3 separate regions of the Mus musculus genome follow, and regions 2 and 3 are each linked to region 1. Evidence: chromatin loops called from intact Hi-C (ENCODE). Cell type or tissue: heart. All regions are shown on one strand. Each heading gives the region's core, and the rest is flanking DNA. Links, peaks and the distances in the headings are about the cores only.

The links. A loop is a pair of places that touch in the nucleus more often than their neighbours do. Peaks named below come from ENCODE experiments on the same cell type or tissue, not always from the same donor. Only the 100,000 strongest peaks of a DNase experiment are listed, where the experiment ranks them.
Region 2: it touches region 1 in a loop (7-fold over the local background); 2 of 42 quality-filtered maps call a loop at or near these places.
Region 3: it touches region 1 in a loop (3-fold over the local background); 3 of 42 quality-filtered maps call a loop at or near these places.

Annotation. Positions count from the first base shown.
Region 1 is chrX:23,687,852-23,698,753 of GRCm38, forward strand. Wdr44 (WD repeat domain 44) reads left to right here and starts at 5,200. Exons shown (of 21, transcript NM_001305675.1): 1 at 5,200-5,418; 2 at 5,574-5,688. The coding sequence starts at 5,612. In heart, for the core only: no CTCF peak of the experiment used is centred there; a DNase peak (open chromatin) is centred at 5,070; H3K4me3 peaks cover 2,247 bases; H3K27ac peaks cover 877 bases.
Region 2 is chrX:23,360,326-23,371,227 of GRCm38, forward strand. It overlaps Klhl13 (kelch-like 13), which reads right to left and starts at 4,738. Exons shown (of 10, transcript NM_001381892.1): 1 at 4,631-4,738; 2 at 1,169-1,259. In heart, for the core only: no CTCF peak of the experiment used is centred there; a DNase peak (open chromatin) is centred at 4,786; H3K4me3 peaks cover 2,180 bases; H3K27ac peaks cover 1,123 bases.
Region 3 is chrX:23,761,676-23,772,577 of GRCm38, forward strand. Wdr44 (WD repeat domain 44) reads left to right here. Exons shown (of 21, transcript NM_001305675.1): 9 at 602-685; 10 at 8,215-8,321. Among named protein-coding and RNA genes, the nearest start is that of Wdr44, 74 kb to the left of the region's middle. In heart, for the core only: no CTCF peak of the experiment used is centred there; no DNase peak of the experiment used is centred there.

The DNA.
Region 1 (10,902 bases), core at 1,205-9,204:
CCTTGTAGCAATCTCTCTGCTTTAGCTTCTAAATGTTTAGATTATAGTCATACAGTCCCATATTTTGATTTGAGTGATTATTTTAAAGCATAAATTTCATATGTCTTTGTTTACATCTTTTTATATAAGGCTATATATACAGCTTATTGCTTTGAAAAACACCATTATGTCCAGAGAATATTATTAGAAGCATATCTCTGACATGTCTTATTCCTAGACATTTCACATTAGTCTGCCATTTAGTAGTTGCTTTAAAATTACCATTGCTTATTCTCTTATATGTCTATTGAAATGTAAATAGTATGGCATTTTCAACAGTACAATATTTACACCCCAATTATATTTTTCTTTTGTTTTGTGAGTATTATTTCCAAGTTTAGTTTCTCAGTGAAATTTATTAAATAATCCCAAGACCTAAATTATGGAATTATCAATAAGCCCAGGACTCATAGTTATGCAAAACACTGTAAATGTAAGTCTATCTAGTATATGTAATGTACATGGTTTGTTTTAATACAGTCCTTTTGTTTACAAAATAATAGAGTTATTATAGGATATTTAATAATTCCATAAAGAAAGAAATAAGGCGCGCGCGTGCGCGCACACACACACACACACACACACACACATATCCTCTACTCTTCTTGTTTCCCCCTCTTTTAAAGAATTTACTAACTTATTGTGCATTAGTATTTGTTTGCATGTATGTCTCTGTGAGGGTGTCAGATTCCTGGAAATATAGTGCCAGACAGTTGTAAGATGCTAAGTGGGTGCTGGAAATTGAACCCGCCTCCTCTGGAAGAGCACTCAGTGTTCTTGCCTGCTGAGCCATCTCTCCAGTCCCCTACTGTTATTATTTTAATCAGCAATTTAAAAATATCACCATGGCTTCTTTCTGAATATGCTACCATAAATCTCTCTATGTGGCTAAACATATAGATATACAAATAAATGATTTCACACAAATGAGATTATTACATGTATTATTCTATATCATCTGTTTTCATTTAACATATTATAAGCTCTTCTTATGCAAATAAATATAGGGATTTGTCCCTTATGAACTTATAGCAAACAGTTCTTCCTGTTTGCCCATATCCTTTGCTTAACAAAATCATATTATATAGTCTACATAATCTAAGTGACTGAGATAAACATGCAAGTTTCTCTCTACTGGGCGTGTGGCAGAGAACCAATTGGTTGACCCAGGCCTGAAAAATAAGAGTTCTCCTATGACCTTACATGCTTCCTAAGTACAGGCACAAGGCACTATGTTCCAGCCCCAATACCACAAAAGGAAAATATTTATGGTTAAGATATTATGAACTGAAGTTTCTTGCAGCCATTTACATTATCTATAAGAAGGAAACCATTAGCAATAAAAACCGAGGCCAAAGTACATTAAAAAAAAAAGCATAGGTAAAAAAGATGGACACACGGAAAGAACACTTATATATATTGAGCCTTGAATGCATCAAATGTCATCATTTGTATGAACTATATAAAAAAGATATGAAGCTCATAAAAATAGAAGCACAATTTTACCCATAGTAAGAAAATACAATACACATAGCACCTTACTCTGAAATCTTAAGAGTTTATTTACAGAAAACATGGACAGGATAATATGAGGAAGGTATATTAAACTATATATATATATATATATCCATTTGAGAAATTTTTAAGTAAATACCATTTGCGAAATGAAGTAGGTATCAGAAAGGTTACAGTTTGTGAATTATTTTGAAATAGTGTTAAGAGTCTTACCTGAGCACAAACTAGAAGAATAGAAGATGTGAACACATGGGCTTTTAAACACAGTGAATTTTGTTAGGTCGTAGATTTCTGAGGTATGGGTGTGTACATTTTGTGTATTGCTGTGCAACTTGATTCAGTTTAAGTGTGAATTTTTGCTTTTACCTAATTTTGGAGCAATGAAATTAATACATATGTGTAGATGTGAAATTTTCCTCATGCTCTATTTTTAATGTATTTATCATGATAAAGCAAATATCATCTAACAGATTCCCCCTTTGAAAGATAATTCTAATTTGCTTTCTTTCAGAGTCCTGAATAAAAATTCATGACTACATAATATTCTATTATAAAATAACACATTTGACTTGCAGGCTGTTTCTCCTATGTCAATACATTTCTAGACTTTTTATTTTAGTTACTACTAGTTTTAAAATTCATTCTCATGCTAACACAAAGTATAATTTTAAAGGCACACTGAAGGGTGAAAATGATATAAAGATTTCAAGGCCAAATAGGAACATTTTTTTAAATACCTAGTATTACAGTTATAACACAACTGACCTTCCCAACAGATAATTTAGAGTCAATGATTACCAAATGTTATCTTGTCCCTGACAAGTTCTCAATAATTTGAGAACATGTTCTTAATGGATTCTGCTACTTCAAAACCCATAAAAATATCTCATAAATAGCAATATCAAATCTTTTCACATCTACATCGTATCTCCAATAATCTAATCCTCTATGCATTTTTTCCCTGAGTTATCACTGTCTTGCTTGCTTACAAGAAAAGGCTACATGAATTATGAGTTGCTTGGATTCCTGATGTTCTGACCGACTACTGCCAGGGTTGTCATAATACTAGCTGGAGGGATACTGACAGTTTATATGATCCCTGTTAAAAGGAGAGAAAACACCCACACCAAGCTGTTCCATATGGTAATGGTGACTTCTTCCCTTTAGAGTAGAATTATTGCTGTATAGAGAAGGATGACAGCTAAGCAGAAAGATTTCCCTTAAACCAACCTTAGCCTTAGGACTGAGTAGTTCTTCTAGCCATTGGGAATCAGCCAAATGGGAAAATATTTTCTCATAATTTTCATTATGCATAAGATTTTGTGAGGTCTTATGATTTTAGTGGAATGAATTCAAATAATCAATTTAAGGGTACTTTCAGTTATGAGGTGGCCCTCAAAATACTATTGTATAGACCAGAGTACAAAAAAAAATTGTAATGTCTATAATAGTAAATTTGCAAGCCACACAATCAACATTCCAACTGCTAAACTCTGCTAGGGAAACAGCAAGCATGTATATATATGCATATACACGTACACATATATACATACACATATATGTATACATATATACATACATACATATGTATATATATATATATATATATATATATATATATATATATATAATTTGATATTTTTAAAAGCAGCAAGGACCAGTTTGTTGACCCCTAAATAGGAAAACAATAGTTTTACCTTTTTCTTATGTTTGTTTTACAGAACCTTATGAAAGGGTCAGAGAAGGCCAATAAAACAGGGACTTCAACCATCCTTGCTTTAAAAAGAGCATTTAATATATATATGAACTTTCCTGCAAAATTAAATTTGATTATTGGGCTCATTTATAATGAAAACTTTACAAAACCATTGCTTTGAGCTTAATGCTTTAAAACTCAGAAACAGATACTCAGGGAAAATAAACACATCTTTAACTTTTTCAAAAATGATGAAGGTTAGGGTATGTTTTATTGCTCCCGGCAATTAACTTCCATGTGTTATAAAAGCACTTAAATAGACAGCCATAATAGCTCTAAGATGTCATTGGCTTATCATTCCTACTACCCATTTTGACCTTTTCTCAACTGAGAAATTAATGTTTAACTTACCTTAAACACTCCAAGAGAATTGGCCTAGAATATTGAAATAAAAATTCAAATAAAACTTCAGCACTAGTCTGTGAGCTTGTGTAAGACAGTAACAAAGTTGCCTTCTTCATATTCAAACTGTCTTCAGCATTTTGGGATGCTGCATGACACCAAATAATACATGTTCATAAAATTGCTGCATATACCACACATAGTAACTCAACATCAAAATATTTTTCTTTAATATTCAAACAGGTGATACCTTTACAATAAACCAAAATATTTTAAGAAATGTATAGGTTCACTAGTAAGTAATTAGGTAGAAAATAAATTTCTAAATTTATATGGTTATATGTTTTCATATAACAATATATTTTGATAAATTTTCATGAATCAAAACAAAAAAGGCTTTCTTCCATAGTATAGTGAACAAAAAATTTTAATTTGAGATGAACCTTTGTTCTTTTTTTTTTTTTTTTTTTTTGAACAGGTTCTTAGGTAACACAGGCTGCACTCAAACTCATATAGCTTAAGATGACTTTGGAATACTGATCTTTCTGCCTCCACCTCTCAAATGCTAGTATGGATGGCATGCATCACTGTACCCAGTATAATTAGCTTATTTTTAATTGTCAAATAATTGTTTATATTTGGGGTAGTAAAATGTGATGTTTTAATCACTGTAAACACTGTAGAAAACGTCAATAAAGCCGTATCATCTCACCAGTTTATTTTGTAGTAAGGACCATAAATCCACTCTTTAAGTTAAAACATTTAAAAAACATAAAATCTAGTAGTAATTCTTGACAAAAGTTATACTTTCCAAAGGATCTATAACTCCCCTGCCTGCACTGTTATGTGATACATCTTGGGCAGTATATAGTTTCTCTCACATCATGGGCTGCGACGACAGTTAACTATTGAGAAAAGTTGCAGTTCTTATGATGGCTCAGCTCCAGCAATAAATCCACCATTACTCTTGGGAAATGGGACACACCCCAGCTATCTCTTTCTTATGGACTTTGCCCCTTGGCCATCTGGATCATATGTAGGGATCTCAATTAGGGATCTTATAGCAAGTGAATAAGACAGATCTATTCCTACAGACTAAAGATGCTAAAAGTGCCAAAACCCTAAGGCGGTATATTTTAGACTTGGCTGAAACGACTAAGTAATATACAATCCCAAAATGCCCACAGAACTCTCTCAGGATGAACGGAAGAGACTCAAAATCATCCCTCTCAAAATGCTTCTTTTGAACTGCAGTTAGCAGAATCAGTAAATAAACGTCTAAGGAAACTGCACCGAAGTCGGGCGTGCCTCGGAGTTTTGGCAGACAGCTGCTCCTGCGCAGGTCCCAGACTCCACCCCACCGCAGGCTAGACACCGCCCTTATTCCCACTACTTCCGGCCTCTCCTAAACGCCCTCAACACGCTTGCGCCATTTTGACAGGCTGCTCCCGCATTAGTAATCATAAGATTGCCTCTCTGGGACCGCCCCCCGCCACCTCTCCGCCCCGCCCACGCTTTACCGGCCGGCCGCGAAATCTCGCGAGGTTAGGTGCGCGTCGGTATTTTGCGGGCTAGTAGCTTTCCCTGCAACTGTAATTGCCGCTGCGGGAGAAATTGGAGCTGCTGTCGCTGGCACGCCCGCTGCCTGCTCTCCGGGACGGAGAAGCGCCACAGCCTCTTCTCTAGCGCTCTCCATACACCTAGCGCCCGGGTCGCCGGCCACTGTCCCAGACCCACTGCAGCCACCTCAGGCAGTCGCTCTGCAGGTCATCCCCTTAGCCCAGCAACTGAGGGTGGTCCCCGGTCCCGGGTTGACTTCTCACTCCACGTCATCTGTGCCCTCCTCAGTGTCGCCCGGGGACCCACCTCTCCACACTCTTAACTGACGAGGAGGAGACGCTCAGAATCACCCTTTCTCTAGGCGGAGCCGGCCCCCTCACCCGCGGGTGTGTCCTATAAATGGCGTCGGAAAGCGACACCGAAGAATTCTATGATGCCCCTGAAGATGTGCACCTGGGGACCGGCTATCCTGTAGGGTAAGTACCAGAAGCTCGGGCCCAGAGCTCGGGCATCCTAGTCTCCTGCTTCTCCCGCATCTCCCTCTACTCCCTTCCCCAGTCCGTCTGTGTCCGTCACCGCTGTTCCTCTTAGTCTCACTTGGACACCTCAGAACCCAGACCTGGGACTTCTTAGGGCAGGATGAGTTGGAAGAGGGAGAGGGAATCCTCCTTCACCCTTTTCCCTAGTGAGCGGTTTGGGGACTCTTTCGGACCCCTTTCTTGTCTTAGCCAGCCCTTGAGCGGATGGCATTTGTGCCTCAGAGGCAGCGATTTGTATTTGCGGGGTTCAAAGCTTACCTTTCCAACATCTGTTTTGGCCCTCGGGGACCAAAAGGAGCGGTAGCAGGACAAATTGAACTTCCCCGGCTTCTCTCTCTCTCTCTCTCTCTCTCTCTCTCTCTCTCTCTCTCTCTCTCTCCTATTCATTTCCAAAGTGACTGTAACTCGACCCTATTTGCCACTCACCTTTTCTTTTACATAAAAAAAGAAGCGGGGGGGGGGGGGGGGAAGGCAGGTATTTATTTAAGGAGGTTCTCCAGCCTGCGCATGAGTTCAACATCAGCTGTGTTTTACTGAAATAGCACTTTACTGTGTGCCAGAGGAAATTGTAGACAAGATCCTTAGCATTAGGGAGAATGCTGTGGTCTGAAAGGGCAGCCGGACATAAATGTACACAGCCGAGTACAGATCTACAAACAAGTGCTGAGTAATAAGGTCCTTGGAAGGAGAGCCTAGCTTGCTGCCCTTTCTCTCATTTTGCAAGATGTTTTACTGGTGATTAATATGGCTAGCTCTGAGTAGGAAGTTCACTAGTAGGAAAGCGTCGCTGACCAGGATTTGGACTTAACTTATTTTACTCCCCTTCACGTTTCAGAGTGGAAACACAGTTTACAATTATTTCACAAACTCTTCTCCTGATGTGTCTGTAACTAGAAGCACTGAAATGTAGTCTCCAACTATAAGAATTTGAAAATTAAATGATAAAATGGGTGTGTTCGTGTATGATGCTCAGAGTTGAACTCTTAGTTTTTAGAGTTACCCCGTGGATAGAAATAAAGTGACAAGTATATTTTAGAAGGGATTTCAAAAATCTGCTATGTATTGTATACGCTATATTTCCCAAAGTTATAACAACAAGATCAGAAAGAAATGTATGTTGGTAGATTACTAATGTGTGTGTTTCCAGGAAGCTGTCTGTCACTGTTGTGAAATGTGGGGATGATAGTGATCTGCCTTGAGATAGCCCTAAATGGTCCTGACATTCAGTATATGATCCAGGTTCGGAACTCAGTAGGACAGGATAGAAAAGTGCATTTGGATTTTCAAATATAATGGATTCTCTGTGGCTTTTTCTTCAAAGTAATAAACTGTCAGTTCTGGTTAAGTGAGAGAATAAAACACTTAGTAAGCATTTATGGGTTGCTTAGTTTTATTTTTTCTTTCTTGTCTTTTTTTAAGTTGGGAAGGAGAAATTATCAGTTTTCACTATTGTTAGCAATTCAGTGTCATGGGATTGTTGTTTTTTACTAGTTGAATAAAGTAAGTGTAGTCTAGAAAGAACAGTTATTTCAGAACCTCTGTAAATTGTTAGTTCAGTACCTGACATAGAAAATGTATTCCAATGTGAATTCTTCTCTTTTTTTCTTGGCATTGTATCTGTTAATTTTATAGAGTGCTTACTGCAGGAGGAAGTATACAGAACTTAGAACTGCTTTACTTATTTGTACCCAGTGAGTCATTGTGAGAGAATTGATAGGCACTCATTTCCCCCTGGGATGATAGAGTTCTCAACTTTATAGTAGGTGAAAAGTTTGTTTCTTTTAAAAGTCCTGTGTGTCCCAGCTTCCCAAATTTAACTCTAGCTTACCCCCAAACTGAGCATGTTGAGAGCTCTATGGATAAAATGACAAGATTTCTTTTTTTTTTTGGGGGGGGTTATATGTCCTCCTTCCTACTGTATTAGTGAGAGAATCGGAAGAAAATACACTTATCTGGAGAGTTGGACCTGAGAACAGTTAGTGATATTGAGAAGGCAGAAAAGGGAAGAATTTGTTTATATTTCGCTCCATCCTCTGTGGCATATTTTAAAGTGCTGTGAGCAGACTTAGCTTGGCAGCTAACAGCTTAAAAAACCCAGTGACAAATTGTGATTTCGGAAAACAGGTGGCATCACTAGCTGGTTGATCATAATAAATGTCTTCCGTTCTTTGACATGAACCAGAGTGGTTCATATAAGCTCTAAGAGGCTAATTGAGTGGTTTGGGCCCTGTGAAGAAATGCTTCTTCATCTTTGTGTGTTTGGGAATATATAGAGCAGTTCACCAACCTGTCCTAAATTGAGTGCACACACTTGAGAGACACCTTATATTTTGTTAGTCAGCAGAATCCAAGTATACAGTCTGCTCCCTAATATTGATTTATTACTTATATTTCTTATTTATTTATTTATTAATATATCTTTTGAAAGCTAATTCAATCAGCAGTCCAGTTATTAGAGTTTGAGTCCAGTGCAGTTATGTTTGCACCGTCGCAGACCATGTCTTCCCCAGTTTGTAATGTGTACACTTGTGATCATTTCTTTTGATTGGTACTTCCTGCAGTTTTACATATATGATCTTAGAGAAGTTAAATATATTGTTAGGAGAAACAACTTGCCAGTAACAGAGCTAGCATTTGAAACCAGCTCACCAAACTCTAGTGCAGTGTTTATTCTAATACACCATAGCTGTGTACAGGGATCTTCCCCCAGTCCACCCCAGAGTAAAATGCTTTCATACCAACCTTCTAAATTGAATTGATATGTCTATTTACAGCCAGCAGACCAAACCTTTAGTTCTCTTGGCTATGAATTCCAAGTTTCTCTTTCAAGAATCTATAGTTTTTATTTTATTATGTAGGACTTTTATTATGCCATTTTTATGCCTAGAAACGGCAGTTCGTTGATTTTTTTTTCCCAAAACGTTACGAAAACTAAAGCACATAGTGAGAAAGTGGCTGATCCATGATACCATAGTGAATTAATTACAAAATTCTATATTCGCTCAGTTTCATAATGTGGCATTTTTTTCTGCTCTGCTGCTTAATACAGCGGGAAAGGCAGGAGAGACTGAGGCGTAGTAGAGAAGAGTCCAACACTGTGAGTCATCTCATTTCCTCAACTTTAAATTACATTTTGAGAACCCTTTGAAATTTAAATGTTTGTCATTGTATTGAGATTTAGTAGTATATGCTTTTATTGATAAATGTTTGTTCTTGGAGAAATCTATAGGTATTCGTGTGTGTGTGTGTGTGTGTGTGTGTGTGTGTGTGTGTTGGTGTGTGTTTGTGTTATTTTGTTTTAATTGTATTGACAATTGAATCTAGGATCTGATGAAAACTAGATACACTCTCAACACTGAGCAGCTTTCCCAGCCTTTTTGTTTTGTTTTTATTTTAATGTGTATCTGAGAAGCTGCCCAGGCTGGCCTGGACTTTTTGTAGCCCAGGCAGGCCTTGAACATTGTGGCCTGCCTCAGCTTCCTGAATAGCTGGACTTACTAGCCTGCTCTACCAGACCTGCCTTACATGTTTTTATAATGTTTTATTTTAACAAACATTGATGGCTTTGATGGCTGCCTGGTTCTGAATGCACAGATTTGGAATTACTTACTGCCTAAATTATGTATGAGTTCAATGCCTCTCCCAACTGTGAATTATACCTGTATATTCTAAAGGGCTGCAACTGAGAACACTTTTTATAAAAATAAATGTAATAGTTTTAACATTATTTTTTTTTAGTGACAGCCAAAATCCTAGACTTTCTAGGTCTTAGGGCCTTAGGATAAAATAATGCATGTTTAGAATAGGAGTTAACTAGACATAATTTGGCTCAGCCTGCCCATTTAGTTGAAAGTGAAACCTAGACTTAAGAGAAGGAAGTGACACATTACTTTGTAGTTGAAGCTAGAATTTAGGTCTTTTGATCCCTTATCTATGTGAGGCTGCCACATTTGAATGGACAGAGAATTATAGCAAGTAGCTATGCTACAGATTTTTGGCACATAACTTGTTAAGTCATAGCACGAAGGTCGTCTATTTCTATTTCACACAGTTTTCATGCTTTAGCTCACAAAAGACTTTGACTGTTGCAGCATTCTAACTATGGCTCATTCATTTCCTTTAAGTCAGAATAAAAACCAATGATTGAATAGCTTATCTATAACAGGGAACATGTAGTTTTGTTTCAGTTTTAGGGGGTCTCATTAGTGTTAACAGCAAACCACCATGTGTAGGTTAGAGTAATGATAAGATATGGACTGAATGACGGAAACAGAGACAAAGCATCCAGAAGAATTGTTAGGTCTAGTGGAGCATAGTGGCCCAGTTACACCTGATATCCACATAGGGAAATTTAAAAAAGCAAACCTCCCTCCAAACCAGAATTGTTAAGTCTGAAAACATTCCTTATTGAAAACTTTGTTTCCTCACTTTACTTAGGCATCAGAAGCATTTCACCTTGAAATAAAAATTTATATTTGTTTTTGCTTGGTGGTGGTGGTGTGTGTGTGTGTTTTGACATTGTCTTAGTATATAGCCTCAAACCCTTTATCCTCCTGTCTCAGCATCACCAGTGCTGGGATTGTAGGCCTGTTCCACTACACCCACCTCACCACACATTTTTATTTGCAAAATATTAGTGTGTTATAAATTTAGGAAAAAATACTTGTAAATGGCTGTTTGAGCTAGGTATAGTAGCATGCTTCTAATTTAGTACTTGAGAGATGGAGGCATTGAGGATCAGAAGTTAAAGTTCATCTTCAGTTGTATGGTGAGTTTCAGGACAGCCTTGGCTACATGAGGATCTGTCAAACCACCTTAAAAAAATGGTTGGTTGTTCCTCAGTTGGTATTCAATCATAGATTATATTGATTTTTCTTGGCTCTGTAGATTGATAGAAATATATTAATCAGTGCAGTTTTAACATACTCATGTAACATACTGACGTAGGGAAAAACCTTCTACATATTAATTAGTAAATTTAGCTTCTAAATTTAGTGACCTCCAACTGTCAATTGGTGACTCATGGAGATAGGACAGTTGGTAGCAATATGGCAATTGGGAGACTTAATTTGAATCCGTAAAAAATAATGTAAGTTGAAAACTTTATCATAACTTATTTCATAATATAAGACATAAAACATGATTTTCTAA
Region 2 (10,902 bases), core at 1,712-9,711, 330 kb before region 1:
CAGGAGGCGCTAGAGGTCATTTTACAAGAAATACTTTTTAGCAACAGCTAAAACGATATAACAAATATCTCTTAAAAGTCCAAATGATATTTTAAAAAGCCCAAACAATTCCTTTGTGTACAAATAAAATTTCCAGCCTTCCAAAATAAATATATTTCTAAGAAACTAACAGCTCAGTCCTGGACAAACAAATTCTTAAAATAGCACAATGGCCCATTGGAATGTGGTTGGTGGGGTTTCTGGTTTTTGAGCTTTTGTTTCGCCTTGAGACAACATCTCTCTGCCTTAGAACAGACATCTGCCTGTCTCTGCCTCCGCAGGGCTGAAATTCTAGGCTCCGCCACCAGGTCTGGCAAAGCTCTCTTGTTGACAACTTACCTTGCAGCACAAAGGACAATTTGCCAGAGGCAAGGGGACTGCTAGGGCTGCTTGGACTGCTTTGAACACACCCTAGAGTTTCTATGTCCCCAGTCCCTAATCTAAACAGAGTAGAACTGAATCACTTAGCTATTTAACAAACTTTTTTAAAGTTTTCATTCTTAGGTATTAATGTAAATAACTGAGCCAGGTATTCAATTTTATGCTCTGTAAAACATGTTTTAAGTTCCAAATTCCCTAATGGCTTCCGGTTGTTCCGACCATCAAATTCAAATCCTTTCTGAGGACTTCCAAATCCTATGTATCTATTATCTCTAATACTTTCTGAGACCTCTCAGACCACCAGCTTTCTGTTCTTCATGAACCCTATGCCTGAATGTTCGATGGAGAATGTGTTCCCAGACTTTTTTTTTTTTTTAAGTTACTGTGTAGCTCTGGTTGAGCTCTGGTTGCCTGGAACTAGGTAGACTAGGCTGGCTTCAAACTCGCGGCGATCCGACGCCCTGTCTCCAGAGTGTGGAGATTATAGATAAAGGCCCATGTGGCCAGGCCAGGTGTGTTCCCAGAATTAAAAAAAAAAAAAAAAAAAAAAAAAACGTATAGATACGCATTCTCCCTCTTTCTTTTAGGCTGTGCTCCAACATCACCCCTTCAATAAGTTATATAGTTGCCAGTCTTCCAGAGAGAGATACAGAATAGGAGATTCGAGTCCATCTAAAAGGGGAGATACAGAATAGGAGATTCGAGTACATCTAAAAGGGGAGATACAGAAGGGAATTAATTGACTTACAGAGTCGCGGCAACAGAGAAGGCCCACGGCAGTCTGAAAGCTGTCGGAGATGCTGGCGGTGGAGCTCAGTCCCAGTCTGAAGGCCTCAGAACTAGGGAAACCAAGAGTGAAGCTCTCAGTTTAAGGAAGGCCAAAAGCCTAAGAGCCTAAGGGCCACTGGTAAGAGCGGAGCCTAGGTCCAAAGCTCAAGGCAGCAAAAGGGATGAAGTGGCGCTCTTCACTGCCTTTTATCTGTTCTCTGCAGCCAATTGGACGGTAACCACCCACTCTGAGGGCAGGCCTTCCCTACCTATTCCTCCCAGATTCAAACACTGTTCTAGAACACTCTTCACCGACACGCCCAAAGCAATGTTTTACGGACTCTCTGGATATTTCTTAATCCAGAGAGAAGTTAACAACAAACCTTCACCACCATGCACCACCCGTGTGGAGCTAGGTGTTTTCGAGTTTTCTATATTCTGTGTATTTTCTTTATTGTTCTTTTTACACTCTATATGAATACTGACTTACAAGGTTTTATACTGTGGCTAATAATATACAGAGCCTTGGAAGATGGGAGGCTTTCAACAGATTTTATGCCAAGAAATATTAACTTATTTGGTAATACTTAATAACCTCCTTACTATAAATATCTGTAACTCTGAGAAAACCATTTTCTCTACTTTTGAAAAGTTTACTCTAGGCTGTTGTTTTTTTTTTTACACGGTTTTTATGGGTTTTTTAAATATGATTTCTACCGAGTTGTTATCATTTTAGAGAAATAAACAAGAGAATTACACCAAAAACAAGATGCTGAAAAGATTTTAATAATATATTGAATATCACAAACCAAACAATTTGAATATTTACGTTAATCTCATTTCAGGACTGCAAATCAAATTAATGAACATAAAAGAAAGCAGAAATACGAGCAGACAATGAAGTAAGATTTAGTACCATCCTTCTGAGCTGGCTCTGTGGTGTGACCCAAGCACTAAGATCAGAGAATCATGTCTTCAAGGTTATCCTCCATCAGCTACATACCAAATCTGAGGCCAGCATGGGCTGTGTGAGCCCCATTTATAATTTTTTAATGAAAAAGAAATATTCAGTATGGTATCAAATCTCTAAGTGTATCACATAATCCATAATTTTCAAATGTTGAAAATGCAGAGAAAAATGCTTATGGCTAACTTACTTTTTTTTTTTTTTTAAATCTTCCAGGCAAAAAATAAATAGCTTTTTGGTATAAAGTCAGATCAGTGGCAATGTTAGCTCAGGCTTAATAATAATAATCTTAAAAGGAAAGCAAATAGCATACATGTCTCAAAAATAGGTTGCCCCAAAATAAAAATGGTGGGTCTACTACTTTCCCTATCATCTATCTTTTTTGTTTGTTTTTGGGTTTTGGTGAGGGGCAGGGTTTCTCTGTGTAGCTGTAGCTGTCCTGGAACTCGATCTGTAGCACAGGGTGGCCTTGAACTCCTGGAGATCTGCCTGCGTCCACCTCCTGAGTGTTGGGGATTAAAAGCAGGCCACCACCACCACTGCCCATCTTCCTTTTTTAAAAAAAAAGATAGAACTAAAGTGAACTCTAGAAATTCATTGGAAAAGGAAGTATCAGGGGCAAGTTACCTAACTAAAATAATTGATATTCTTTACTGTTCTTATGAAAACTACTTTCTTCAAAACATTGACTAAAACCTATAGAACCACACCACACAGTTTAAAATTTGCTTATAAAAATGGCAGCTTAAAAATACCGAGCATTTGAAGGTCTTGTCTATTTACAAATGTATAATTTAATATTGCAGCAGAAACTCTTCCCATTGCCACACTACCAGACCTTAAAATTGCTACCAGGAGAGTGAAATGTAGTCACCATCTTTATTCTCAATGTAATTGCTTCCCAGACTGCTGCCAATTAAGGAACTGTTGTGTCAAAGGCAGCACCTGGCCACGCATTAAGCAAACAAATCTATCACTGTTAAGTATAAGGACTTGTGGTTAAAGGAGCTAATATTTTTAGATATAAAATGATGTCATAACTGTTTTAACTCATTTTTCTCAGCTTTCAACTTTGAGCAATAGATAAAGCCTATTTCTAAAAACACAGCTGCATACGTCAGCATGTGCTCATTCACTGGTATCTGCCGCCACTTTCAGCTTCTCCATTCAATTTTCCTCACACTAATTACAGCGTGGAAATGAGCGAATGAAGCCCAGTGCAGGAACTAACATGGCAACTGCATGGGCAAGAAAGTGAAACGGCGAAAACTAGTGGGCTTGGTTTGGTTTGTTTTCTAAAGAATTATGAGGTTCTAAAATGTACTATAAGAAACTGTGGCTTCTGTTTAAAAGGCAGGTACCCTACCAAACAGAGGTAGTTTTAAACCCCAAGGCCTCTCAGTTCCCACTCAGTGTGCTTAGTAACCAGCCTAGAAACTAAGTTGGGTGGCTTGCTCCAAAAATCTAAGGTCATCCTTTAAGTATGTTTAAATGATGAACACCCTAATTTATAGATAGAGAAATGAAGCCAGGTTTTCAAACCCCACTAGACCTCCTTCAGTCCAGCCTGTTCCACTGCCAGGACGTTAGGACTGAAAAAGAATACTGCAAACAGCCATACATACACGCATTTTAAGTGACTGGCTTTTAGACTAGGCTATTAAAACCTAGAAAGAAATCTTAAAATCCCTCAACAGATGCTTATTAAATGGTATTTAATAAAGAAATTGTTCAGTCTTTTTCTTCTGTAAATGATAGGGTTAAACCCTGTAAGTCTCCAAGAAAACCATTCTTCAACTGTGATTTAAAAAAAAAAAAAAGTCCAGAAATTCAGAGCCGAAGACACTCAGAACTAAAGTTAAAAGCTCGGAAGGAAGGGGAGAAAAAGTGTTCTTGACTGGGGAGAAAGCAGCGGAGTCTCTCAAGTTAGGACTCTGAAAACGGGATGGATTAGGAAGCACAAAGTAGAAAGTGTTAGAGGCCAAGAGATCGTGAGGCTGAGGTTGACAGAGGAACCCCACAGGATCAGGGAAGCGAGAGGGAAACCCAGAGAAGATCTTGGAGGGATGACAAAGAAGCACAGGAAAACGGAGTTCTGACTAAGAGCCTAGAGGTACCCAAGCTTCTGGTGGAGCCAAAGGGACCTGCAAGTGCAAAGCGTGGAGAGAAGCCCGGTAGGCAAAGAGCGAAGCGGGTTCCCCGCCTCGCCGTTTTGGTGCAGATCCCAACTCCTAATCGCGCAGAAGGCGGGGAAGATCGTGGAGCCCCCGTGACTTCAGGATCCTGCCTCACCTTGTTTGCCGATTCCCTGCACCCAGCCGCTCCTCCGAGAGCAGCTGCGCTCAGAGGCCAAAGAGGGAGGCGCGCAGCGCAGCCCGGGTCCCCTCCTGCTGCGAGGCACGGGCGCCCGCACCACTGCTCCCCTGGACACCCTAGCCACTTGGCCCAGTCTTCAGGCAGTGGGAGATTGCTTACCCTAACCCGAACGCCGCTCCAGTTATTTGCCAAAGTCCCTGTTCCAAGCTGCCTGGGAATGGGAGCTGAGCTGCTGCGGCCGCAGCGGCAGAGCCTCCGCCTGACCTCACCAGGGGGTGGGGGATAAGGGAGGGGACCCGGAGCCCAGCTGGGGAGGGGAGGGGACGGAGAATGGTGGGAGGGGAGCGTGTGGGCGGGGGAAACATGGCGGCAGGGGTGGCCCTGGCGGCGCCTGCGCGGAGGCTGGGGCTAGGACAGTGTGTGGGGTCCGAGTTGAACACTCGGCCAAAGAGAGGCAAGGCTGGGCCCGGAAGCAGGATGACTGCCAAGTGGCCCTGGAGCCTTTGGAAGCAGGACACTTGGGTGTGAGCCCACATGGCTTCTAGTGTCCAGGAGGCAGAAGTGAAAACTGTCAAGTATCAAGGGACAGCAGTGCATAGACTTCTCCAAAGAAGTCACCAAGTACATCCTGCCAGCCATAACTTCAGCTTCTACAAAGTCACTCCAGAGACCAAGCAAAGGGGATTTTGAGCAAAAGGTGCCTCATCACCTCAGTGGCTCCCAAACTCCAAAATAAACCTGATCCAGGCTCATACACCTAATAGTTCATAACTCTTATAATGGTCTGGAATGAGTAGTTCATGTCTCCTTTCTATCCGAATACAACGCATTAAGAAAGAGGAAGAACAACTACAAACACAGCAGTTAACATTTTACTGAGTGTCAACTATCACCGGCACTGTGCTATGAAATTACTGTACTCTGGGAGCAAGTACATGAAGATTAAGCATGTTGCCCAAGTTACTATGAACTAGTACAGAGTAAAGCCGAACCCAGGATGGCTGGGATTCTGGCACCCAAATTTTTCACTTCTCTGCTGAGACTGCTCTTGTAAGTCTTAAATCTTCGTTATTTTCTTCTAATTCCATTAACCTGGACCTCAACCAATAAAATTAAAAAAAAAAAAAAAAGTCAACTCAGCCTCCCTGACTGTTTCTCATTAATCATTTGCCTTCCTGACAGTTGAAGCTTCAGGTCACCTTCTTATATTTCTTCCTTCACCATTTCCATCTATCATTCTAGTCTTCATTATTTCTACTTAAAGTTCTAGTTTCAGGCAGGTATGGTGGCTCAGCAGTTAAGGCATCTGCTACCAAATTTGATCCGGAGTTTGATCCCCAGGACTCACAGTCTCATGTGGTAGAAAGAGAGAACTACCTAATTATTTATTATTATTATTATTATTATTATTATTATTATTATTATTATTAATTTACAATACAGCTTTGTTCCCATCCAGTCTGCCCTCCCACAGTTCTTCATTCCATTCCTCCTCCCCCTGTCTCTGAGAGAATGCTCTCCCACCACCAGGCCTTCCCCTTCCTGGGGCCTCAAGTCACTCTTTAGATGTATCTTCTCCCACTGAGGCCAAATCAGGCAGTCCTCTGCTGTATGTGTCGGGGGCAGGGATCTGACTAGCTCCTGCATGTTGCCTGGTTGGTGGCTCAGTGTCTGGCAACTCCCAGGGGTCCAAGTTAGTTGAGACTGCTGGTCTTACTATGGGGTCACCCTCCTCTTTAGCTTCTTCCATCCTTCTCCTAATTCAACCATAGGTGTTCCCAACTTCAGTCCAATGGTTGGTTGTTTAAGTATCTGAGTCTTTCTCAGTCAGCTGCTGGTTGGGCCTCTCAGCCTAGCCATGCTAGGCTCCTGTCTGTAAGTACACCATAGCATCAGTAATAGTGTCAGGCTTTGGTGCCTCCCTGTGAAATGGATCCCAAGTTGGACTGGTCACTGGACCGCCTTTCTCTCAGGAGACAGGAACAATTCTGAGTCAGAAACTTTGGCTGTTTGTTGGCAACCCCATCCTTTCACTTGAGGCTCGGTCTATTTACTGGAGGTAGACGCTTTTCAAGTTCCCTCTCCACACTGTTGGGCATTTCACTGAGTCCTGGGAGTCTCTCACCTCCCAGGTCTCTGGTACTTTCTAGAGGGTCTCCCCACCTCCCACCCCCTGAGGCTGCTTATTTCCACTCACTCTGTTGACCCTCTGGGCTTCTCCCCTGTTCCCTACCACTACCCCATACCTGATCCTTTTCCCCATTTCTGTCCCAATCCTCCTTCCACCTAGGTCCCCTCCCTCTGCCTCCCATGATTATTTTCTTCCCCCTTGTAAGTGAGATTGTAACTTATGAGAACTAACTCATAAGTTGTCCTTTAACCTCCACAGGAGCTTTACAGTGTCACATGAGCAACTGCACTCTCACAAACATACAATTGCACACATAATAATTTATTTATTTATTTATTTTTATTTCTAGTCCCTTCATTGAAAAATACCAGAGCCTTCTTAGCAACCAATCAAATTCATCACTGTGGGACTTCCCCCTACTTTTGAGAGAGTGATGAGAGTAGGGGCTGTAATGATGTGTGTTTCCCAATACTTCATTTTGCTATCAGTAATCTTTTCTAGGGTCTGAAATCTCAATATCGCTATCTTTGTACTTTATGTTCCATACACTGAAATCCAAATAGTGATAGGTTTTAGGCAAATTGAGGAACAACAAGATACTGAAAAGCTTACTAGAACTAAAGACAGCCCTACCACAATAATCAAACTAAAACCATGATAATAACAAAATACACATGTGATAAGCATTATTACTTTTGATAATGTACTCAAACCAGTTCACCTGTGTCAACAGGGATGCACCCACTGGCTTTTCCTCTATGCTTAGTCAAAGATTATTGTATATGTAACCACAAAGTTAATACCTATTAGCAAGACAACACCTAATTTGCCAACGACTAGAGTTACTGAAGCCTCTCCCAGAAGTTCAGAGAGTGTGAAATATTTTACAAACTTAAGGAGACAAATGCATTTGATTATTCTGATTCATCAATTGGAAGAGGCAATGCATTTGATGAATCTATATAAATTTTTGACAGTTTGTGAAAAATTAGCAAATGATAATCTTGCTAGTTGCTCTTATCATCTCTAGCTAAATTGAAAAAGGAGAAGATTGAGCTCAGTGATAAAATTTAACCACCTTCTAGCATCCAAGAATATGGTGAAGGACAACAATGAACTCAGTGATAAAACTGACCAACTCTAGATGTACAGTAACAGTCTAAAGGTTTCTAAGTGTGTTCTAGAAGAGAACCCTTTCTCCAGAAACCACAGAGCTCAAGATTCACAAAATCAGACAGAAGCCCTAATTATAAGGTTGGCTGAATTACAGTGAAAATTTAAGTCCCAGCCTCAGAGCCTGTTGGTGTTAAAGTAAGGTATTAATTGGTAAAGAAAGGGATCATGTAACTTGGGATGAAGATGTATAGGAGAACCCTAATAAAGCTGAGAACGTTGAACTCAGAAACTCAAGGCTTTGTCTCACCTGAGGAAGTAATCTCTCCACCCTCAGCAGAGAATGTGCACCAAACCTGGACTCCAGGACTTTTCAACCTTGAGGAAGGAAATTCCTCCTTCATTGTCTGCCAAACCAGCAATGACTTTCTCAGAGGACATTCCAGGCAAGACAATACTGAAGTCCCTCAGGGCCCACCGTTAGTTGCCTCTAGATCTATCACCAGATTAAAGGTTAAATAGGCTCCTAGAGGGGAGACAGAAAGTGTAGTCCATGAGGAGGTACACTATACTGCTGAAGAGCTTAATGAGTTTGCTAATTCATTCCAGCAGAACTCTGGGGAATGTGTGTGAGAATGGAATTTAAGGGTGTTGGGATAATGGTGGAAGGAACATAATAATGGATCAGTCTGAGTTTGTTAATATAGTCCTCTGAGTGGAAAGTCTAGGTTTAATATAGAAACTTGCACAGGTAAGAAAGGCAGGGGGGGGTTCAAAGTTTGTTTGAATGGTTGGCTAAAACATTTGTCAAACAATGGCCTTTTGAAAAGGAGTTAAAGATGTGTGATATCCTTTGGCTTATTGTTGATGATTTTACAGCTCAGGGAAATTGCAATGCTAGAGTGGGTATGAGGTATAAAACCTAATCCTCTGTAATGGGAAGGCCCAGAAGACATGACCTTCACTAATCCTATAGGACACAAAATTGTTAGGAGGACATGAACACATCTGAAGAGCTGGGTTGGAGACTCTGATGATCAGTTGGATAAGTTGAATGCAGTGGGTTTGATTTGATTAGGACCTGAAGTAGTAGGGGCACCTAATCACCAAAGGCAAGATGATCGTAGTTATCATAATGGGCAGCATAGACAAAGCAATGTCCATAATGGTCAGCACAGACAAAAGTAGTTTTATGGTGGGTGGCATGACTTATATTTGGTTCTGGCTAATCAATCATGGTGTTTCCAGGCATGAAACAGATAAGAGGCCTACTATATTTTTGTTTGATCTGTACAAGTGGAAATTTTTTCAAAAAAAAAATTAAACAAAGGCTGCATTCAATCATGACAAAAGTGAATCTCAGCCTGTGAACCAATTTATAGACTTGAGCCAGTTTGCAGACCCAGAAACCTTGAATGAAAGGATAGCCAGGTTTTCCTTTGTTTACACAGAAGTTGTATGTGGATATCTTTAACAGATGTTTTTTGGTAAAATTGGAAACGATCCAAATATCCATCAATAAGTGATCAATACATTGACAATACATGCCCTGCAATACTTACTCACCAAATAAAGGAAGTGAACAAAATAGAGTATAAAGCCCAGAGCAATCTGTATGCATGAATCTCAAAATAATTATCCAGACACTACAGAGTATGCTGTGTCATTCTAATTATATAAAATTCCAGGAAATTAAAATGCATCTACAGTGATGAGTGGTTGTCTTTGGATAAGACCAAGTAGCAGAAAAGACAAAAAGGACAAAAAAGATAAAGAAATGTTTAGTGATGACATGAATGTTCCTTAAGGTATTACAAAAACTGTTTTACATTGCATGCATATGCCAATATTTAACCAAATTGTATATTTGAAATATTTATGCCATTACCCCATGATTATACTATTGAGCAATCAGTCATGTACCTTTAAAACTTATACTTTCTCTATTGTGTTTTCTTTCTGTGGAAAATAGAGACAGGTATACAATATATAGTATATGCTCGGGAGTGGTTTGGAATCAGGGACTGGACACTGAAGGGACTATCTCCATTTTGTTTTTGCATATTATCACATAAGGTATTTTTTTTATTCTTTAATCTTTTTTTTTTTACAATACAGTCATTATCTCTCTCCCAGTCCACCCTCTGACTGTTTCTCATCCCATACCTCCTCACCAGTCTCCAAGAGGATGTTCCCATCCCCTACCCTCCATCTCACCAGACCTCTCCACTCCCTGGGGCCTCAAGTTTCTTGAGGGTTAGATGTGTCTAGTCTCACTGAGGCCAGACCAGGCAGTCCTCTGATGTGTATGTGTTGGGGACCTTGGACCAGCTTGTATATGCTTCCTGATTGACAGCTCAGTGTCTGAGAGATCTCCGGGGTCCAGGTTAGTTGAGACTGCTGATCTTCCTATGGGGTCACCTTCCTCCTCATCTTCTTCCAGCTTTTCCCAAATTCAACCACAGGGGTCCCGGACTTCAGTCCATTGGTTGGGTGTAAGTTTCTGTGTCTACCATGGTCAGCTGCTTGTTAGGCCTCTTAGACGGCAGCCATGTTAGGCTCCTGTCTGTAAGGACACCATAGCATCAGTAATAGTGTCATGCTTTGGATCCTCCCCTTGAGCTGGATCCAATTTGAGCCTGTTGTTGGACCTCCTTTCCCTCAGGCTCTTCTCCAGTTTTGTCCATGCAGTTCTTTTAGACTGGAACAATTCTGGGTCAGAGATTTTTGACTGTGGGATGGCAACCCTATCCCTCCACTTGATGCCCCGTAGGTGGCATCTCTACTCATTTCTACTGGACGTGGCACATAAGGTATTTTCCTATTCTGTTACAGATTAGGTTTTTATACTTTTTAGGATGATGAAAAAGTTAGTCACAAATTTTTGGATTATATCTACTCTATGAAGAGACTAGTCAGAATAAGGCTAGGATATCTTGTGTGTGCATATGGAAGTGGCTTTGTGTATGTGCATGTGTGCATGTGAATTCTGGGTGGCAGATACACACAATTTTTCCCAGGAATAAAGGGAAAAAGTTTTGTTAGATATTAATCCAATCTCCATCACTCAATATCTCTACCCTCAAGACCTAATATCTCTTTTTGCGTATCTGTAGCAGTTTTAGAATAATTGTGATCTAATGGGATTCTCCTGGAGGTTAAATAATTTATTCCACTTAACCAGACA
Region 3 (10,902 bases), core at 1,788-9,787, 74 kb after region 1:
GTATTCTTTACCTTTTATCTCTGTTATAGATATATAGTTATTTGAAGAGGTTATTCCAAATCTTTAATCTCATAGTCTTTAGTTTCTTATCTTTTAAAATGATTTATGCTGGAGACAGTATTAAAACAATAAATTAAGATTAAAAAGCCAAGTGTGAGGACCTCTTAGTCTTCTAAAACTTCCTTTCTAATTATTTGTTGTGTTTATTGCAGTCAGAAAAAATTGCTTTAGAATAAGGAATAAGTTCTAGAAAAGCAAGTATTTTTATTAAATTTAATATATGCTGATTTTGATGGACTAAGAAAAAGCTATCTACAAGTTACTTTATTATTAGTATGCATAGCCTTGTTATAGTAGGATATTATAAGCTATTAAAGTATATTAACTTAAATTTTACACATTGCATCTTGCTTTAAAATTCCATACTTTAAACTTGGAACATATTTAGTAATTCTCTGATTCTTCATGAATTTGAAATTATATAAAACTTATCAAGATAAATTGTCTTATTCTGATTAGTACCTGAATAATAAGCATTAAAGGACATTTTTGAGAAGAAAAAATGGTTTCTTTTCAAATCACTTCCTCTTCCTTCTTGTAGCAATGATGCCACACAGTCAGATGATGAAGAAAAGTTACAGTCACAACAAACAGATACTGATGGTGGAAGGTTAAAACAGAAAACGTGAGTTATACTACATCTCTTTTCTTCTATGTGTTTATTAGAAGGGTAATAAAATTTCCAGGTATATTTTTAACAAAAAAATGTAATACAAAAATGTTCTTGGCCATCTTTTTTCATTTTTGTTAAGCAGAGATTTATCCCCTATATAGCCCCTAGTTACACTTATTCTGAAACTTCTAGTATGATAATATTATTACCACCATCCTAGTATTGTTCTGTTTCCCCTACTAATTACCATTACCAGTCATTGATCTATCATAAACTTATAAGATGATCAAATCCTTGCAATATTGCTTGGATATATCTGCAACTACTTAATTCTAGTAACTTCTTTCTCATAATTTCTTTCAGCTTGAGAGAGTTGCTTGAATTGGAATATGTGGTCCCTCTTCTGATGGTTTTAAATCAGTGATAAATGTGCATTCCATACTACTCTTCCCTACCCTTTATTGGTTGATCATAACTGTCTTACATTTATATAAGTTACCTTTAAAGGATCTGACATAAAGGAAATGGATCAATATATTTTTATTATCCTTGTATTGTTTTCCATCATAGGTTCTAGACTGTGAGTAAAAGAACATCATTGACTTAGATATCATTGCCCCTTCTCGTCATCTTTCCAAATCCTAGTTCTATTTATACAAAAAGTTTATAATAATCTTCCTAACTAATCCAGTTCATAACAAGTCTATATCCGCATAACTCATTTTTATCTTCAGCATGCTATCTTAATGTCATTTTCTAATTTTGAAAGCAAACCATTTTATCAACACATATTATACTCATTGTTCATTATGACATTTTCATACATATATATGATGTATTTGATCATAGCCAGCCCTATTTCCTTTTTTGTCTCCCCCTCTCCTGCTGATCTCCTTTCTTTCTTTTTATTTTCTCTTTTGTATTGGTTATTTTATTTATTAACATTTCAAATGATATGTCCTTCCCAGTTTCCCCTCCATCACATCCCCATCACATCCCCTCTCCCTTTTGCCTCTATGAGGGTGCTCCAGCATCTACCCACCCCATTCCTGACTCACCACTCTAGCATTCCCTTATGTCACCGCATCAAGCCTCCACAGGACCAAGACCTCCTCTCCCATTGATTCCAGATAAGGCAGTCTTCTGCTACATGGCTGCTGGAGCCATGGGTCCATGTGTACTCTTGGATTGGTGATTTAGTCTCTGGGAGCTCTGGGGGTCTGGATGGCTGATATTGTTGTTCTTATCTATGATTATGAGATTATGTATGTAGACTATAGTCTACTGCTTTAGGAAAGTGGCAGTAGGTCCTTCTTTAACGTCCATGATCTCTTAGCTGTAGACAATTGTTTGGTTTTCAGTACCAGGCATAAATCTCTATTTATGTGGTATCTGTGGGTGGGATGGATCCCTAGGTGCAACATTCTCTGGATGGCCTTTCCTTTAGTCTCTGCTCCATTTTTTTTGTCTCTGCATTTCCTTTAGATAGGAACAATTCTGGGTTAAAATTTTTGAGATGGGTGGTGACCCCATCCCTCAACTGGGGGCCATGCCTATCTACTGGAGATGTGTGGTGTAGTAAATCTCCAACCCAAATAAGCCTGGGCAATGAAAACACTACTCAATTAATGTGAAAACATGCTCTGCACCTAGATTGGGCAGATCTATCACTGCATTACCATCTTCCGAATATGAGAGACCTCTTAGAACTTGCAGTTTCTCCAGGCCAAGTGCTTCTGCTCCACTTTCCTTCTTCTCCTCCTTTGTCCTATGTCATCCTTTCTCTCTTTCTCTCCCATAACCTTTAGTTCCACCCTCCTCTCTTTCTCTGCCCAATAACCGGTTCTAGCGTTTATTTTATACATTATGGTGGGAAGAAGTTTTACAGGAAATCACTTGAGTGCTGGCTCATTCCTTGTTCGAAGTTCCTCACAGGAGAAAGGAATTAACATCAAATATAATTAGCCCCAGGGCTATCTGCAACAGATGGTCTCTACAAGTTCTCTCTCCCCTTGTTGGGTATTTCGGCTAATGTCATCCCTGTTGGGTCCTGGGAACCTCTTGCTTCCCTAGCATCTGGAACTTTCTAGTGGCTACCTCCAGTTCTTCATCCCCTACTGCTACATATTTCTGTTCAATTTAGTGACCCTTTGTACTTCTCTTCTGTATCTTATCTTTCCATACCGGATACTGCCTCTGCTTTTTTCCTCCATCCCAGGTCCCTCCCTGCTTCTACCTCCTCTGATTATTTTGTTTCCCCTTCTAAGTAATATTGAGGCATCCACACTTTGGTCTTCCTTCTTCTTAAACTTCATGTGGTCTGTGAGTTTTATCATGGGTATTCTGAGATATTGGGCTAATATCCACTTATCAGTAGTACATACGAAGTCTGTTCTTTTGTATCTGGGTTACATCACTCAGGGTGATATTTTCTAGTTCCGTCCATTTGCCTGTGAATTTCATGAAGTCATTGTTTTTAATAGCTAAGTAGTATTCCATTGTGTAAATGTACCACAGTTTCTGTATTCATTCTTCTATTGAGGTATATCTGGGTTGTTTCCAGCTTCTGCCTATTACAAATAAAGCTGCTGTGAACATAGTGGAGCATGTGTCCTTCTTATATGTTAGAACATCTTTTGGGTATGTGCCTAGGAGTGGCATAGCTAGACCCTCAGGTAGTACTATGTCCAGTTTTCTGAGGAACCACAAAATTGATTTACAGAGTGGTTGTACCACCTTACAATCCCACTAGCAGTGGAGGAAAGTTCTTCTTTCTCCACATTCTCACCAGCATCTGCTGTCCCCTGAATTTTGATCGTAGCCATCTGACAGGTGTGAGATGGAATCTTAGGGTCATTTTGATTTTCTTTTCCCTGATAACTAAGGGTGTTGAACATTTCTTTAGGTGCTTCTTGTCCATTCAGGATTCCAAAGTTGAGAGTTCTTTGTTTAGCTCTGTACCCCATTTTAATAGCATTATTTAGCTCAATGGAGTCTAACTTTTGAGTTCTTTGTATATATTAGAAATTAGCATTTATCGGATTAGGTCGGATTAGGTTTGATAAAGATCTTTTCCCAATCTGTAGGTTGCTGTCTTGTCCTAATGACAGTGCCCTTTGCCTTACAGAATCTTTTCAATTTTATGAGACCCCATTTGTCAATAGGTGATCATAGAGCCTGCGCCAGTGGTGTTCTGTTCGGGAAATTTCCCTTGTGCCCATGTGTTTGAGGCTCTTTCCTAATTCTCTTCTATTAGATTCAGTGTATCTGGTTTTATGTGGAGGTCCTTGATCCACTTGGACTTGAGCTTTGTACAAGGAGATAAGAATGGATCGATTTGCATTCTTCTACATGCTGACCATCAGTTGAACCAACACCATTTGTTGAATATGCTGTCTTTTTTCCACTGGATGGTTTTGGCTTCTTTCTCAAAGATCAGGTGACCATAGGTGTGTGGGTTTATTTTTGGGTCTTCAGTTCTATTCCATTGATCTACCTATCTGTCTTTGTACCAATGCCATGTGGTTTTTACCACGATAACTCTGTAGTACAGCTTGAGGTCTGGGATGGTGATTTTCCCCAGCAGTTCTTTTATTGTTGAGAATAGTTTTTGCTATCCTGGGTTTTTTGTTATTCCAGATGAATTTGAGAATTGCTCTTTCTATCTCTGAAGAAATGAGTTGGAATTTTGATGGGGATTGCATTGAATCTATAGATTGCTTTTGGTAAGATGGCCATTTTTATTATGTTAATCCTGAAAATACAACATGCCGTCATGTTAAAAGCCTTGGAAATATCAGGAATTCAAGGCCCATACCTGAATATAATAAAAGCAATATACAGAAAAGCAGTAGCCAACATCAAACTAAATCGAAAGAAATTTGAAGCAATCCCATTAAATCAGGTACTAGACAAGGCTGCCCACTCTCTCCTTATTTATTCAATATCATACTTGAAGTCCTAGCCAGAGCAATTAGACAACAGAAAGTCAAAGGGATACAAATTGGAAAGAAAGAGGCCAAGATACCACTATTTGCAGATGATATTATAGTATAAATAAGCAACTGTAAAAGTTCTACCAGACAACTCCTACAGATGATAAACAATTTTAGCAAAGTGTTAGGATATAAAATTAACTCAAACAAATCAGTAGCTTTCTTCTACTCAAAGGATAAAAGGGCTAAGGAAGAAATTAGGGAAACAACACCCTTGATAGTAGTCACAAATAGTATAAAATACCTTGGTATGTTTCTGACCAAGCAAGTGAAATATCTGTATGAAAAGAACTTCAAGTCTCTGGAGAGAGAGAAATTGAGGAAGACATCAGAAGACGGAAAGATCTACTTTCTCTTTCTAACTAGTTTCCCTTATACTTTGATGGGGGGGTGGTTGTTTTATTTTCTTTAATTAACCAATGAGTTTAATTAAGGGTTACTTACAGGATCTTAGACAACTTCTCAGTGGCTATCCTGAAGAAATGTTACTCTCTCCTAGTAGCCATTAACTACCTATAGATCCTCGAGAAGGGCTATGGCCCTGTGAGACAAAAGCCAATACATTTTAATTAAACACCTAAACAAGGCGATATAAAAGCTTTATGATCCTATTGTTCTTCTACTACCCTGCACAAATACCTAGTATATTTGTGATCATAAGGGTTGTGCCTGATTATATATGAGTCACTAAAGTGGCAATATTGCCATGTAAATCCAAAGCAAATGAGCCACTTAAGCCTGAACCTTATTTATTTATTTATTTATTTATTTATTTATTTTGGTATATTAAATGATGTCAGACTATTTGGAGAAGATGTGCCAAAAATGCGGATATTTGAAACTGAGCTGTCTTAACAATGACAACTGTCAGGGTCCAGAAATTTAAAAATTGTTCAGGAAATGTCAACATCTAAGTGAATCTGTTGTATAGTCTATGCCCTAAGGCTCCTTTTTTTTTTTTTCTATTTTGGTTTTCCTATGCAAGTTCTCACTATATGACTCTCCATAATAGCTCAGTCTGGCCTTGAATTCCCAGCCTCCTGCTTTTTTGTCCTGGGTTTTGCAATTAAGGTACATATTACTATGCTCCTTTTTCCAAGAGAAATACATTCCACATGTATTTAGTTTCATTCTTGATTGATGTATCATTTTAAAAATCTGGTTATCTAGTACCTTGAGCTTCCCAAGGAACAGAGAAGCTGCAAACCATGACATATATGTTAACATGTAAGACTTTTGGTTAATATTCAGATTGCAAGATTGTAATTAGAAAATGAGAGGACCCATACATAGTACAATACTCTGTATGTACAAGGGCTCTTTCCAGCTTTTTCTCTTACCATGATACACATAGAACATAGAAGTATTTGGACTGAATGATGGGGTAAACTAGTAGACTTTGGGTCTGACTTTACAAGTTATTTTGAAATCTAAGGAAGCTACCAATAGTTGAGCCTAAGTGAATCCTGTCTGAAAAGCTTTCAGAATAGTATGAATGATAACTGACACTATTCATCAATGGAAAGATACTAAATATTAAGTGCCATATAAAAAGTCATGTAAGTCTATATTTTAGAAAGTTACCTTGTCAATGATTTAAATGTCTTCTTGGATTTCAACTAGTAATCATTTTAGTTTTATTTCCTGTTGGCATGATAAAAAACCCTGATAAGAGCAACTTCAAAGAGAAAGAGTATATTTGGCTCATAGCTTATAGTTGCAGGCAAGGCAGTTCCTGCAAGCCAGCAGGGACTTGAAGCAGCTAGTCATAATGCATCCACAGTAAATAGCAGAGAGCCATGAATTCATAATCTGCACATTAATTCTCAGCATAATTTCTCTACTTTTAAACGACCCAATATCCTCTACTCAGGGAATGATGTCACCCATAGTCTTCCCAATAATCAAGACATGCTTATAGACATGTTCACAGACATCTCACAGGCTAACCCAATCTAGACCATTTCTTATAGAACCTTCCTTCGCAGGTGATTCTAGAATATATCAAATTGGCAATTAAAACTAAAGGTAATTGTAGTAAACTTACAGTTATCTGTAAAGTAGCTACCTTATTTTGGTCTTAGAAACTGGTTTTATAGGGGTGAGATGTAGTTCAATGGTAGAGCTCTCACCTAGCATATTCAAGCCACTGTGTTCAATCCCCAGCACTACAAAAATATTTTATCTCAGTTTTATGATGATTGAAAATAGTAACAGAAATGTTTAAAACTGAAAATAAAAGTTTCAAGTAATCTCACAGCCAGAAATCATCAGTGTTCTGATAATTTTTGAATCATCAACATTCTTCATAACTTTTTTACACAATGCTGGTGAATCAAAACTAGAGACCAGCACATACTAAGGAAGTACACTATCATTGAGCTAGACCCACAGCCGCAGACTATTTGATTCTTACAAAAGAAGTATTAATTTGTATCTGTAAATTGCTAGCTTATACTTTTATTACTGTAAATAAAATAAATCATGCCATCTCTTCATAGTAGCACCCAAAATATATTGCAGTCTTTCTATGAACCATACATAGTAATCAGTTGCTGTGGATACAGTAGTTAAGACAATTACACTCATGGACCTTCCAGTTAAATGATGGGGCAGATACTAAATATGTAATTATGCACAAAAGTGCATCTATATTTATGATTGCTGTCAAAGAAAACTCTAAGGTGCTATGGAAGTGTATAACAAGATAACATGTTTTGGCTAAAGGAAGCCTTTTTTGAGAGAAGATTATTTGATCTGAGACCTAAAAGGAAAATAGAAATTAGTAATCAGTGCTGGAGTGTTGAAGTCAGAAGTAAACACATGTGCAAAGATCATAAGGTGAATAAGATCTTGGCAACTCAAAGAACAGGGATTTGTTTTATTATATTTTATACCAACACTTATTCATTTATTTATTTATTTTCCTGTTGATGCACATATCTATGTTTTAATTGAAAAGATAATAATTAGATCCTGTTTTGGAAGCGTTTGATAATTGTATTACTTTGTGTATGGGAGCGTCTGTTAGGAAAGCTCAGCCTAATTTTACTACATTGTATACACTAATGAAAGAAAAATCAAATCACAAGAGATCATCTTAGACTTCCCAGGTAGTCTATCTTGTAGATAAATGACTTTTTTACCCTTCCTTTCTTTTTGTTGGTAAAAATATATTCTTAGAAACACGTCTCTAAAGTAGTCTTCTCATGATTATTTAATTGCATATTTGTGGCTTCTCCATAAGCTCTTCAAATTAGATTATCTGGGAATAGCGCCAATAGATCTGCTTAAACATGCCCATCTCCACCCCACTACTGCAGAGGTGTGGGTCTAGAATATATGATTACTGTTAACTGGGAGGAATCATATTCATGTATATTTTCTCTAATGGATATTAACTTGAATATGTTCACTCCATAAAATAAGGAACATGAAAACTTGAATACCTACTATTAATGTTTTAAAAGATAGCTCTTAAGTTTGTCTGTGGATAGTTCCCGTGGCACAAATTGTGACAATATACATTTGGCATATTTTCTTCAGGACTCAACTAAAGAAATTCCTTGGAAAATCAGTGAAGAGAGCAAAGCATCTTGCTGAGGAATATGGTGAACGTGCTATAAATAAAGTTAAAAGCGTAAGAGATGAAGGTTAGTAAAATAAGTATGTTTCAACTGAATACTCCATTAAAGTGTGTATTCTAAATTTAGTTTGTTATTTATAAGAAGCACTCTATATCAATAAATATAATAAACTTTTATAGCCATAAGAGAGTCACTTAATTTTATGAATATAAAGGATGATAATGTATATGTTTTAAGTATGAATTAGTTTAGTAGTTTTGTTATTATAACAACCTTGAATAATTTACTATACAGTGATTAGGTGAAAATCAATTTTGTTAGACTTTTGGCTTTTAAAACTATTTTTAAGAGACTAGAAAAATGTCTTAGTGATTAAGAGCACTGGCTGCTATTCCAGAAAACACATGTTAAATTTCCCAGTATTCACATGGCAGCCTAGAGATTTGTCTAACTCCAGTTTCAGGGGATCTGACATCTTCTTCTGGTTTCCATGGGCACCAAGCACATACTTAATAAGTAGACATTCATGCATGTGAAACACTCATACCCATAAAAATAAGTAAAATTTTAAAAATGTTTTTAAATTAGGAAAACTTGGATTAGACAGTGGTTTTACTGGATAAAAATATTTGCTATATATGGTGGTTTGGTTATGCTTGGCCTATAGGGAGTGGTACTGTTAGGAGGTATGGCCTTGTTGGAGGAAGTGTGTCACTGTGGGGGTGGGCTTTGAGGCCCTCTTCTAGCTGTCTAGAAGCCAGTCTTCTACTGTTTGCTTTCTGAACAAAGTGTAGAACTCCCAGCTCCCTCTCCAGTACCATATCTACTTGGATGCTGTCATGCTTCCTACCATGATGATAATGGACTGAACATCTGAACCTGTAGGTCATACCCAGTTAAATGTTGTCACTTATAAGAGTTGCCTTGGTCATGGTGTCTCTTCTCAGCAATGGAAACCTAACTAAGAAGTTGGTACCAGGTGTGGGATATTGCTGTGATAGGCCTGACCATACTTTTGTTTGGAAGAACATGGATTTGGGGACTTTAGATTTAGAAAGCAGTGGAATGCTTTAAGTGGGGTTAAATGGGCTATCCTCGTAGGAATATGGAAGACTCTTGCTGAAGGTGATTTAAACTGTAGAAGCCTGGCTCTAGAGGTTTCAGAGAAGAATTTTAGTATGTGGCCAAGAGCCTATTCTTGTGACATTTTGGTGAAGAATTTTGTTGCTTCTTGTCCTGTCAACAGAGTCTGCCTGAGGCTAAGGTAAAGAGAGTAAAATTAATTACACTGGCAAAGGAGGTCTCAAAACAACCCACTTTAGGCTATATGCTGTGGTTTACTCTCATAATGAACATCTTAATGAAGTATAGTAAACTTAAAAAGAAAAAGTACAAAATATATGTGTCAGTTGTAAAAGGGCACCAGGAAGTGCAATGGAGTTGAATCCTGTGTCCCAGGAGATAAACAGATTAAGGGAATGGTAGCTTTCAAGCAAGATCCCACCCAATTAAGCTTAGGTCCAGGCATGGTAGTGCAAGCCTTTAATCCCAGGACATAGAGACAGGCAGATCACTGAGTTCAAGGCCATCCCTGGACTGAACAAGTTCAAAGTAAAGAAAAGCTTAAGTAGTATATGCCTTCAATCCCAGCACTCGGGAGACAGAGCCATGCAAATCTCTAAGTCCAAGGTGAATCTACAGAGCAAGTTCAAGCCAAGCTTAGGCAGTGAAGGAGTTGGAAAACAGAAAGCTGGTGATAATAGAACAGGGGGCCATGTTCCAACCCTAGCAAGCAGCTCCAGCCATGTGACTGTAGCTTTATAGTCAATAGGGGGAGACTACTGGGACAGTTGATGCTGGCTAGCTAGAGCTAACAAAAAAATGCAGGACAGCAAAAACTATTCTGAAAAATACAGGAACTTCTGGGGGAATCACCATCCCAGACCTCAAGCTGTACTTCAGAGCAATAGTGATAAAAACTGTATGGTATTTGTATAGAGATGAACAGGTAGATCAATGAAATAAAATTGAAGACTCAGAAATGAACGCACACACTTATGGTCACTTGATCTTTGACAAAGGAGCTAAAACCATCCAGTGGAAAAAAGATAGCATTTTTAACAAATGGTGCTGGTACAACTGGCAGTCAGCATGTAGAAGAATGCAAATCGACCCATTTTTATCTCCTTGTACAAAACTTAAGTCCAAGTGGATCTAGGACCTCCACATAAAACCAGATAAAATGAATCTTAACCTCAAACACATGGGCACAGGGGAAATTTTCCTGAACAAACCAGCAATGGCTTATGCTCTAAGGTCAAGAATCAATAAATGGGACCTAATAAAATTGCAAGGCTTCTATAAGGCAAAGGATACTCTCAATAGGACAAAAGGGCAACCAACAGATTGCGAAAAGATCTTTACCAGCCCTACATCTGGTGGAGGGCTAATATCCAATATATACAAAGAACTCAAGAAGTTAGAATCCAGAGAACCAAATAACCCTATTAAAAATGGGGTACAGAGCTAAACAAAGAATTCTCAACTGAGGAATACCAGATGGCTGAGAAGCACCTAAAAAATGTTCATCATCCTTAGACATCAGGGAAATGCAAACCAAAATGATCCTGAGATTCCATGTCACACC